Linked DNA regions of Homo sapiens: regions 2 and 3 are each linked to region 1. Evidence: chromatin loops called from intact Hi-C (ENCODE). Cell type or tissue: GM12878. All regions are shown on one strand.

What was found. A loop is a pair of places that touch in the nucleus more often than their neighbours do. Peaks named below come from ENCODE experiments on the same cell type or tissue, not always from the same donor. Only the 100,000 strongest peaks of a DNase experiment are listed, where the experiment ranks them.
Region 2: it touches region 1 in a loop (2.8-fold over the local background); 18 of 110 quality-filtered maps call a loop at or near these places.
Region 3: it touches region 1 in a loop (2.7-fold over the local background); 14 of 110 quality-filtered maps call a loop at or near these places.

What each region holds. Positions count from the first base shown.
Region 1 is chr5:108,922,926-108,926,925 of GRCh38, reverse strand. The region is part of intron 10 of FER (FER tyrosine kinase); the gene reads right to left. Among named protein-coding and RNA genes, the nearest start is that of FER, 180 kb to the right of the region's middle. In GM12878, no CTCF peak of the experiment used is centred here; a DNase peak (open chromatin) is centred at 2,238; H3K27ac peaks cover 1,012 bases.
Region 2 is chr5:109,467,001-109,471,000 of GRCh38, reverse strand. LOC105379117 (a long non-coding RNA gene) reads right to left here. Exons shown (of 8, transcript XR_001742838.2): 4 at 1,606-1,759. Among named protein-coding and RNA genes, the nearest start is that of PJA2, 59 kb to the right of the region's middle. RefSeq lists an enhancer at 2,111-2,190. In GM12878, CTCF peaks have their summits at 2,018 (motif pointing right) and 3,745 (motif pointing right); a DNase peak (open chromatin) is centred at 2,080.
Region 3 is chr5:109,437,351-109,441,350 of GRCh38, reverse strand. No RefSeq gene overlaps it. Among named protein-coding and RNA genes, the nearest start is that of PJA2, 29 kb to the right of the region's middle. In GM12878, a CTCF peak has its summit at 2,369; no DNase peak of the experiment used is centred here.

The sequences.
Region 1 (4,000 bases):
TGCCTAAAATATACTCTCGTGAATCAGTATGTACTTTATGGTGGTAAGAATTCACTGAAAAAAAAATCATAAATAATACCAGAATATAAAAACAAAAGATGTCAAGAACATCTGTATAAAACACAGAGGCTAAATAGTGACTCCATGAGAATACAAAGGCTTCCTATGATCAATTCAGGTATGTGTGACTGAATATGTATGTCTCCAAGTGAGTGTGGTAACATCTGACTGAGCAGACTGACAATGAAAAGTACTTAAAAGTATATTTTTAGGTTTATCAAGAGGTCTCATTATACTTAGGTCAGTATTAGTTAATAACCAAGATAAATCATCAAGGCTATGGGTAGAAGTTCATAATTATGAGAGTTCAATTAAGTATGTACTTGTTGAATTGTTTTAAAATTTCAAGAGTCAGTGTGCATCCTTACATGTAATGCCTTCCTAAGGATGGTGGGTGATAGCCATCAAAGCAAAAATTCTTATTCTATTTACTCTGAACAGAATTTACATAAATGAGAAAAATAATAAAACTGTAATCTTTTCTACTTTACTTTGAAGATATGTAGTAGAACTACTATAAAAGAAAAAAGTTAATAAAATTTAAGAGGATTAAGAACTATTTCAAAAATAACAAATAAAAAGCACAAAATTGTTTTGAAAAGACAACGATGGTATGTATAAAAAAATACATAGAAAAATATTAAAGAAGGATAATAAAAGAATATATATCAGAGATTGAAGATTCTAATATAAAAGAAAAAAGTTAATAAAATTTAAGAGAATTAAGAACAATTTCAAAAATAAATAAAAAGCACAAAATGTTTTGAAAAGACAATGACTGTGTATAAAAAAAAAGAAAAATATTAAAGAAGGATCATAAAAGAATATATATCAGAGATTGAAGGGTAACAAGAAAGCGAGACTTTTTTAAAGTTAAAAAAATTTAAGTTATGCAAGTCACTAGCTAGCTATGTGAGTCATTAATTACCTCAGGCTTCAGAGACATTATTATATATAAAATGATAATTTGGAGAAGATGATCCCAATGGATTCAATATCCTCTAATATTTTTATAAATTTATAAACCAGATAAGCAAAACTTATGCACACAAGTAATGGTCATTATATTTACAAACAGTACTTATCCAATAATATAAGACACATATTTGGAACACCATAACCCAAACACTGGATGTAGTAATATTAAAGCAAGAATCGTGTATGTATTTCAACTATCTTCAAAATAAAGAAAATACATAAACTTTTTTGGCATTGACAATTCTTATTTGAAGACCAGAATTAGGTTTTCCTAATATAGTGAATCTGAAAAAAGAAAGCCTAAAAAAGAGAGGCATTAAATAAGGGACTCAAGAGAATGCAGGCAATTAAGTCGCAAAATGACATATAAATATAATTCTTCACCAACACAACAGATTTAAAATAGGGCTATATTCCTATTAGTAACAGAAATTATATTTTATACATTAAAAGAGTAAGGAATTAGTGTATTCCAAGTTCCTAAATTAAACCATAAACATTGATTACAAAATTAGCATTGAACTATATAGCTACATATCATAATGAAAAGCTTTACCAGTTATGGTCACCAACTATTAAATACCTATGTTCAAGAAAAACATTATTAGTTTCCTTTGGTGACAGACATTGAAAATAACAAGGCTAAATTGAGCTCACCAGCCAGAATAGAAACTGAAATTTGAAAAATAGAAATCTTAATATCATCTTTGTTGAATATTTGAGGAGAAACATGGCTCAGTTTAAAATCTGAGCCATGTTTCTCCTCAAATATTCAATAAAACTGCACTCTCTTTTACCTTCCATGTATTGAAATACTGGAAAGGACATATTTTTCTCAAAACTGAGAGGTGAATTAAGGAAACAAATGAAATAAAATACAAATGTGAAAAGAAGCCACTTTCATTTTTTTCAGTGGCTTTGGTTTAGCATCTAAGTGATAGCATTGTTCAAAAGAATTTTGTTTACCACCAGATTCAGAAGTCAAGAGAAATTATCCTTCCCATTTGAAGCAGCCGCATAAAATAGATGACCTGCTGGACTCTTAGATAATGTCTGGGGCCCTGGGTAAAGTAGGCCTGTGGCAGAACTTCTCCTTACCTGATCTCTGTGGACTTCTGATGTGGAAGGCTCAGAGCTGAACATTAAAGCACATGTTTTACAGGATTGGGAGCCGAAACCAGACTCCAGCTGATCCTTACAATGAGGACATTTCATTTTCTGCTCCATCTCAAAATTTAGCTAAGAGATAGTGACAGTGGGCCCAAGGAAGTCAATTTACCAACAAACCTTCCTGTGTGAGGCAAAAGCAAGATAGAAGAGAGGTGCAAATCTGGATCTCCTATTTCATACTATCTCCCCCTGTTGGCATGGAAGTATACTAGTCAGTTCTGGATTAAAGGAACAGATACAGCCAACAAATGTTGCGTTTTCGAGCAACAAACGGAAAATCCTTGTACATTAAGTAAAGAAACACTATCTAAGAAATAAATCTCTGTTCTACTTGATTTTTTTTTTTTTTTTTTTTTTGAGACAGAGTTTCGCTCTTGTCGCCCAGGCTGGAGTGCAATGGCATGCTCTTGACTCTCTGCAACCTCTGCTTCCCGGGTTCAAGTGATTATCCTGCCTGAGTCTCCTGAGTAGCTGGGATTACAGGTGCCCACCACCGTGCCTGGCTAAATTTTTTTGTATTTTTAGTAGAGACGGGGTTTTACCATGTTGGCCAGGCTAGTCTCGAACTCCTGACCTCAGGTGATCCGCCCGCCTCGGCCTCCCAAAGTGCTGGGATTACAGGTGTGAGCTTACTGCACCTGGCCTTTGATTTTTTAAATTAGATAAATAAAATACCTGATTTTATTCCTAAGAAACATATAGAAGTCTTCTTATTTTAGGTTTTGGATCTCAAGGTCTCTGAGAATATACCTCACTTTCAAGCACTTCTTGAAACAAAACCTTGCAGATAGCTGTGCTACAAAGCTTTTCTTAATCCAATGTGTTTTAATTTTTTTTATTTTTTATTGAGGTATAACTCTCCAATACTTTATAATTCTTCATTCAAAGGAAAAGAATATAAATTATGTGTAAATGATCTCTAAGGTCTCAACAGAAATAAAAATTTTAAATTTCCTTGCCACAAAAACCTACTACACTTAACACAAAATGAAGTGTCAGGGCTAGAGAGGAAGTAGAGTGGGATACTCAAAACCATAAATGTTTAATCGGAAAGTAAGGCTCCACTTTTGATAACCTATTCTATAATGATTTGTTAATTGCTTTATAAATCCCTGCTTTATTCATTCATTTTTTTAAACAAAGATACAACTACTAGATGCCAGGTATCATATTCAGGCATTGTACAGAACATTCTTTCTAAGGGACCAAAGTTCAAGAAACTTTATGAAACCAAATAAGAAAAATAGAAAAGAGCAAGAGAGTCAAAAGTCTTACTCCGTAAAACTTCCCTGGGTCACAATTCTGACATAAACATCTCCTTCTTTAAAGTCTTTGGCTCCCTTTATAATTAGATGCAATCAAAAAAAAATTTTTTAATTTTCTTGCCTTTTTGCATAATTTCCTCTAGTTTTCTTTTTTGGATACTCACTTTTTAAATTTTATTGTCCGCAACAACCATTCTTTATATCACGTCCATCAAAATAAATCTCATTTTGTACACTGAGAATAATTTTATAAAATTTTATATTTAATAAACAATAAAAGACAATATAGGGTAAAGAATTTCTTAGGAGAAAGCATTTTCTCGGCATTTTAGATGGATTATCTCATTTAACTCCCCACATTAACCCTATGAAATAGTTTCTGTTACAAACCCTAGTTTACAGATGAGAAAACTGAGGTACAGAAAGTTTAACTTGCCCAAAGTTATATAGCCAAAAAATAGCTGATGCCACATATTCAAATCCAAGGACTGTGGATCCAGAAACTATGCAACTTTGTTCCAGAAACT
Region 2 (4,000 bases), 540 kb before region 1:
TGGTCTTCCTTTCATAAATTTAAAATGTTTATTGTGATTAAAATATTTGACAAAAATCAATGGGCAAAAACACAATGAATTCAATATTTTTATAGTTGTTATAGATTTTATAAACTGATTAATTACTCAATTCTCCATGAGAATTGGTCAGTGGAAATCTAAGTAGAATTGAGAGAAAACAAATAATGACAAAGCCTGGAAAATGTAGAACAATTGAATAATATAACTTGAGAAGTGAAATGTTAATCTTACTTGTCTGACAATTTTATTGTAAATGATTCATGCTCACATAGCACCTAAGTCCATTTTTTGTTACTATAAAAGAATGCCCAAGGGTGGGTAATTTACAAAGGAAAGAGGTTTATTTGGCTCACAGTTCTGCAGACTGTACAAGAAGCATGGCACTGGCATCTGCTTCTGGTGAGGGCTTCAGGCTGCTTCCACTCATGGCAGAAGGGAAAGGGGAGCCAGCTGTGCAGAGATCACATGGCTGGAGAGGAAGTATGAGAGCAGGGAGGTGCTAGACTCTTTTACCAATCAGCTCTCCAGGGAACTAATAGAGTGAGAACTCACTCACCCCCAAGGAAGGGCACTAACCTGCTCATGCAGGATCTGCCTCCATGACCCAAACATCTCCCACTAGGCTTTGCATCCCAACACCACCACATTGTGGATTAGATTTCAACATGAGATTTGTTGGGTGCAAACATACAAACCATAGCACATAGGTAAAGTATTAACACAAGAAAATATATTTAGAAGTTGGTGTTTTCACTGTACAGATTACAAGTTGACAAGAACACATGTTGTTTTTGCTTGCCCAGTATTCATTCTCCCTCTTCAGTTGACAGCACTTTAGACGAATACATTCAAGGAACCACCCCTTTTTCACACTCCACATAGCTTCTCTCTATGACTAGATGCTCTCTTGGGGAGAGCATGTAATCTGAGACTGGCCAATCAGTGGATTCTAACCTCAGGGGCTATAATGATTGATTCAGTGTTGGGCAAATGACCCAGGTTAGGCTAGTGAGATCTTGGATCTTTTGGTAGGATCACTGAGAAAAACAAAGTAATGCTTCCTGATATCTTTCAGTCTGTGGATCCAACTTATTTGTGAACTTCTAAATTAGCTGAGCTCCAATTCTCTTTGTTTAAACCCAGTTTGAGTTGTGTTTCTTTCAATTGCAATCAAGAGAGCATGATGATTATATGACAGGTCACTTTGGCTGAGGGAATCAGGGAAAGTTCCATGGAAGATGTAACCCTGGGCAAGATCTTGAAAAAAGCTAGATAGAAGGAAGCAGGGATGGAGAGAAAGGCATTGCTGATGGTGCAGCTGCATGAGTCAAGGAATTGGGGTCAATCTGAAAAGGAACATGGTTACAGGGGTCTCTGAAGCTCAGGATGCATGAAGGATTCCAGGTCTCTGGTCTTAGCCACCACATCCAAACTCCAGTCAGCCCTGTTAACTCCACAGTATGCCATGGAATGGGATATACTCCTAAGGAGAAAGAATGTGCCTTCGAGTGTGGAGACACACAGCCTGGAGCTGGCATGAACAGAGACAATGTAATGGTAATGGAGACATAAGCAGAGACCAACCTTCAAAGGTGAGAACCCCACATCCATGGTGAGAAAATTCTGGATCAAGCAGCATAGAAACTTCAAGTCTTCCCCGTTAATATCTTGGTTGCTCAAGGAGAATTGTGGAAGAATAGATTGTCTGAGAAAGGTCCCCACCGAAGATGGTGACTTCCTAACATTTTTGACACAGTAAGAAAGACATATCAGAACACATAAGAATATTTTAAAAATCAGGAGTTCATACAACAGTATTTATCCTTATTTACCTTTACTACTTGTTATGTACTCTGATATTTTCTATTCTTTCTTTCTTTCTTTCTTTCTTTCTTTTTTAATGCTGGTTGGACCCACTACATTGGTTCCATGGCCCACTTTGAAATCAAGTTTGAAAAATACTGACCTAACAGTGCTGTTAGGAAGCACCAGTAGATGTCACTGTAGGTGACCACGCCAGTGTAACAGCTGCAGCCAGTGACCATGACAACGTTGGCTCCCTGCCAAGAACCACAGTGTCACTTAACTGTGTTTATTTTACTTATTTTTTTTTTTATAGGCCATGTAGTTAGAAGGTTCTGCATTTCAAAAACATGAAGGGACACAGAGGGAAAACTCTCCTTCCCATTCCTACCTCTTGGTCACCTGGTTTTTTTCTCAAGGGTAAATAATGTTACTAGTTTTTTCTGTTTTCTTCCAAAGATATCTTATGCATGTAAAAGTGCACGTGCACACACATACACACACACACTTTTTCTCTTCTTTTACAAAAGGATAGCATAATTATAACACTGTTCTGTACCTTTCTTGTCTTTCCTTAGCATATATTAGGGATTCTTCTACCAGCACGCACAAAAGGAAAGCATTCCCATTCTGTTTATAGTTGCATAATATTCCACTGTACATAGTGCCATTATTCAAACAGGTACCTCCTGACTACACATTTGGTTTGTTTCCAATCTTTTGCTTGCACAAACAATGCTGCAGGGACTAACTTTGCTGACTCATCATTTTACACATATGAGCATATTGATCCTAGGATCCTTGGAAATTGATTCTTGAAACAAAGGGTATCTATATTTTTAATTTTGATAGATATTACAAAATTGCTGTCTAGAAGCTTTTCTAGTTTGTACTAGTTTTACACTTTCATTTTCTTGAAACTACCATTACTAAGTTTCCTGATCTTTGCCAATTAATAGGTAAAAACCACATCAGTGTGGTTTTAATTTACATTCTTTTGTTATGAATAAGTTTGGGTACCTGTTTCATATACCTAAGAACCAATGGTATATTTCCTTTTTTTGTTGTTTTGTTTTGAGAGAAAGTTTTCGCACTGGTTGCCTAGGCTGGAGTGAAATGGCACAGTCTCCTCTCACTGCAAACTCCGCCTCCCAGGTTCAAGCAATTCTCCTTGCCTCAGCCTCCCAAGTAGCTTGGATTGTAGCCATGCACCACCACTCTTGGCTATTTTTTTGTATTTAGTAGAGACGGGGTTTCACCATGTTGGTCAGGCTGGTCTTGAACTCCTGACCTCAGGTAATCCACCCGCTCAGCCTCCCAAAGTACTAGGATTACAGGCATGAGCCACCGCGCCCGGCCCCAATGGTATATTTCTTGTCTACTCTCTTTTCACATCCTTTACATCCACTTTAAAGAGCAGCCATCAGCCATCAGCTGTTAAATAAAGCAAGCACTAACGCTTGGCTCAGCTTGTCTAAATATCAAGTAATTGTGTATGTATTGAGCAAAAACTAGATCCTTGCTAAGCATTGTGCAAACCACTATGGAGCAGACAAGATATATATTCTAAGAATCGTTCATCTGTATGGAGCCAACATAATTATTCCAGCTACCTTCTCACCTGACACACTCTCAAAGTCTAGATTACCACCAGTGCAATACCAATCGCTAGGGCAGATAATGTAATTTGTCACCTAAATCCCTGTTAGTAACAAATACGCTAGGTGCTGGTGATACAAAGATGAATATGACAGTTTTTAGTGAAAAAATAAACAAAATAAAGCAACTGAATTGAAGGTATAAGTGCTGAAAACTGTTCGTGGTACATCAGTGGGTAAAGTTGGGAGTGGTCAATTCTGCTGAGGTGGAAAAGCTTATTAAAGGAGCTATATGGTGGGTAAGCTTCCTCGAGGGGGCTCCATAAGTACACACTCAGTTCACTCCACTATCTTTGCCTGCTTGACTTGCCAAAACATAGCTGGTTTTCTCAACAACTGAGTCTTTTAACTTAGCTCATTCCTGCAAATTACTTCCCATATTTGCTTTACATTGGTCTTTTCGTTTCCTTTTAATATATAACCTATAATCTAGGGTCCTGATCATGTTCCGTAGCCTGGGATTCTTTTATAATTAACACACTTAAAGAGATAGGTCCCTCAGTGGCTTCTGAGCAGAG
Region 3 (4,000 bases), 510 kb before region 1:
GACCATCCTGATTAACACGATGAAACCCCGTCTCTACTAAAAATACAAAAAAATTAGCCGGGCATGATGGTGGGCGCCTGTAGTCCCAGCTACTCGGGAGGCTGAGGCAGGAGAATGGCGTGAACCTGGGAGGCGGAGCTTGCAGTGAGTCGAGATCGTGCCACGGCACTCCAGCCTGGGTGACAGAGCAAGACTCTGTCTCAAAAAAAAAAAAAAAAAAATTATGTTTGGATCTTTCACTCCAATATAGGCTGTGGTCTTTCCAAAAAAGTTTTAGAATATTAGTTATGCATTCTAAAAACAAATTTATCCTTATCTGATGCTGATCACTATAATTATTAAGATTAAAATTTATCAAATGTTAAAAATTAATTAAGTCACAGAAAACACAATAAGTGGTATTAAAGTGTTGCTCCCCGTCTAGGCTAAGAACAACTTTCTCCTTTGATTATTTTATAGATATATCTTTTATAGTTAATTTAATTTCACAACTCAACATTTTTTACCTGTCTGTTACATTTTATAATATAAAGAAAAATTTATGAGGCTATCGTCTATCCGTTTCTTACAAGTTTTTCTCCATATAGCAACAAATTGAAAATGTTGTGCTTATGAGAAGTTAGATGTGGTGTGTATTGAGAATTGTATATTCCAGTGGCCCTCAAGAACTCAAAAATGATAGCAATAGAATTCTTAATTAGACTTCAACTGCAAAATGAGCACAATTACTAGATATTTTGTGTCCACAATCTCCTACAAAAATACCTAGTAATTGTGGACACAATCTCCTACAAAAGGGACAAGTTCCTAAACCTTCAGAATCATAATATAAAGGTGATACCTGTCAGGCATATACCTGTCATATCATCTAAAGAAATCCAGAAAGGGAAAGTCATGGAAAACAGTTTGGTACCCTTCCCAGCACATATAAATGAGAGCTGTAGAGAATAAAGTTGGCACTATCCATCTCAGCAGATTCTTGAGTAAAGGGAATCTTGGGTATCATATTTTGAGTACCTTGATCCCTGTAGCAAGACTATATCCATAAAGATATGGACCTATCAGCCTTGGTAGTAACAAACATTTGATTTATCTAATGCCTGTTGTTAAGATTTCTATGTCTACCACATAACCTTCTAATCACATGTACCTTAAAGGCGAGAATAAGTTCTTCACTCTGATTATGAGTCTTCTTATTCCCATGATATTTTTCATTTTAAGTTGATAAATTCACGTTCCAGTGTTTCCTGTGGTCTCCCGGGTAGTTCAGGTTTAATCAGTGACACAGGACTCCTAGAAATTGACAATTGTTAGCAGACTCTGCCTAAGCCCACTTATAAATGCTTGTCTGTTTGGGGATTTATATACTGAGATCAGAAACTAAGCCACCATGGCTACAGTATTAGAAACCAGAAAATATCTGTAAACAAAGTGAGAATCTACAGTTTACTAAGAATAAAGTAATCAGGAAATGGCTGATATCACAAGCTGGATTTCACCATCCACCACTATACAGAGGACCCAATCATCTAAAACCTGCAAATGAACATCTTCTCAGAGCTGGGGACAGAGGTAAATGAGGCCCAAATGGCCTCTGATGTAAGATATTCTTCCCCACACACTTTCAATTTTATGATGAACAAGTAGTGTGTGTCAGAGAAAGGGACTCTCTTAATGGTTTTTCTTGATGATTACCCTAGAAATTAATAGCAGCCCAAACATGTCACTGCGGTGGCTGATATGATAGATATTGATCATGCAAGTAGGAAAGAGGGAGTAGAGTCAGGGGAACTTTCAATCTAATTACATAGCATATATCTTGGGCCTGACCCAGTAAAGAACTTGTATGTCCTAATTCACATATAAATTCTTCTACTAACATAGCTGTTTCCACTATGCCTACCACACTGACTATTAACCTCTTTTCAATCTTCCTAACCTGCAAGGGGACCATGTTTCAATTTCTGGATAAACTATGGACTTTAGTTAATAATGATGTGTCAATATTGGCTCATTAACTCTAAGCTATGTACCATACTAATGTAATAGATGCATGAATAGAAATTTTCTCAAGTGTAGGTTTTACCACAGCCAGATAACAAGTTACTAGCTAACAATAACTGAGTGATTAGTATGTGTCAAATGGTTATGACTGATAGTTTTATTTAATTTTTTTGAGACAGAGTCTCACTCTGTCGCCCAGGCTGGAGCACATGGCTCACTGCAGCCTCAGACTCCTGGCCCCAAGTGATCCTCCCACCTCAGACTCCCAGAGTGGTAGGATTACAGGCATGAGCCACTCTGCCCGGCACAACTGATAGTTTTAACTAGAACCAGAGGGATCAAGTGGGGTGAGAGAGCACCTTTTCAACAAAAGAGGGTGCTGTTTCCAAAATAGAAAAGGTTTTGCAAAGACAAAATAAAGGTTTTAATTTGCATTTCTCTAATTATGAGTGAAACTGAAGATCTTTTCAGATATTTAAGGGCAATTTTTATATCTTCTTTGTGAGTTGTCTATTTCTGTCTTTTTCCCATTTTTCTAATGATTAGTTATCCTCTTCCCCCTGTTTTTTATTTTATTTAATTTTCAAAATATAATTAGAAATAGATGTTTTAGAACAATTTTAGGTTTATGGAAACCTTGAGAAGATACTACAGAGAGTTACCATATACCCTACACCCAGTTTTCCCTATTATTAACATTTTACATTAGTATGGCACATAGTTTACAATTAAGGAGCCAGTATTGATACATTATTATTAATATATTAATGTTATAAAGTCCATAGTTTATCTGAATTTCCTTAGTTTTTACCTAATTATTTTTCTGTTCTAGGATCACATCTGGGATACAATATAGCATTTTAGAGGTGTATCTACTTAAGCCCCTCTTGGCTGTGTAGTTTCTCAGACTTTGCTTCTTTTTGATGATCTTGACAGTTTGGAGGAACTGGTCAGGTATTTTGTAGGATGCTGCACGATTAGAATTTGTCTGTTGTTTTTCTTATTCTAAGACTGGGGTTATTGGTTGTGTGGGGCAAGACCTCACAGGTAGAGAGCCACTCTCATCACATCATAGGGTACATTCTACCAACAAGTGATTTATGAATATCGATGTTAACCTCAATAACCTGGCTTAGGTAGTGTTTGTCAGTAGAGAACTACTGTAAAATTACTTCTTCCCATTTCTTTTATACTGTACTCTTTGAAATGAAGTCTCTATGCACAGCCCACGCTTTCAGGGTGGGGAATTATGTTCCATCTCCTTGAGGGTGAAGTAGCTAAATAAATTATTTGAAATTCTTCTGTACAGAAGATTTGCTCCTTCTCATCCATTTATTACTTTATTCAATCATTTATTTGTATCAGTATAGACTCATGAATATGTATTTTGTCCTAGGCTATAATCCAAATCCAATACCCTTTTATTTATTTTGTTGCTCAAACTGATTCAGCTTCAGCCAGTAAGAACTCTCTCAAGTTGGCTCCTATGCACCTTTGACACACCCTCATCAATATGGGTTTCAGGTTTTGCTTGGGGGGTGGGGCGTGTGTGTGTGTGCAGCATTTCCGTACTTTCTGGTATTATAAGATGCTCCCGGCTCATCTTGTATAGTACTTGCCCAAGTGGTAGAGTCAGCCGTTTCTCCAAGGAGCCCTGGTTTCTTTCGTTGGAGAATGGTATTAGAAACCACGATCTGGGTATTAAGTGTGCTTTTTGATACTGGTGTGTTTTCCCTTCTATTTTACAGAAAGAGTGATTTTTATATTTGAGAGATAAGCCCTTTATCTCTCCTATATGTTTTATCTAGTGTGTCAGTTATCTTTTAAGGTTATTTGTGATGTTTCTAATATGTAAACATTTTATATTCACCTAATAAAATATATCAATCTTTCCTGTTACTGCATTTTGACTCACAGAAAGCTTTTGTAAATACTGATGCTAAAAAGTGATTCACACATATTTTCTTCCAGTATTTGTATAGTTTCATTTCTTATG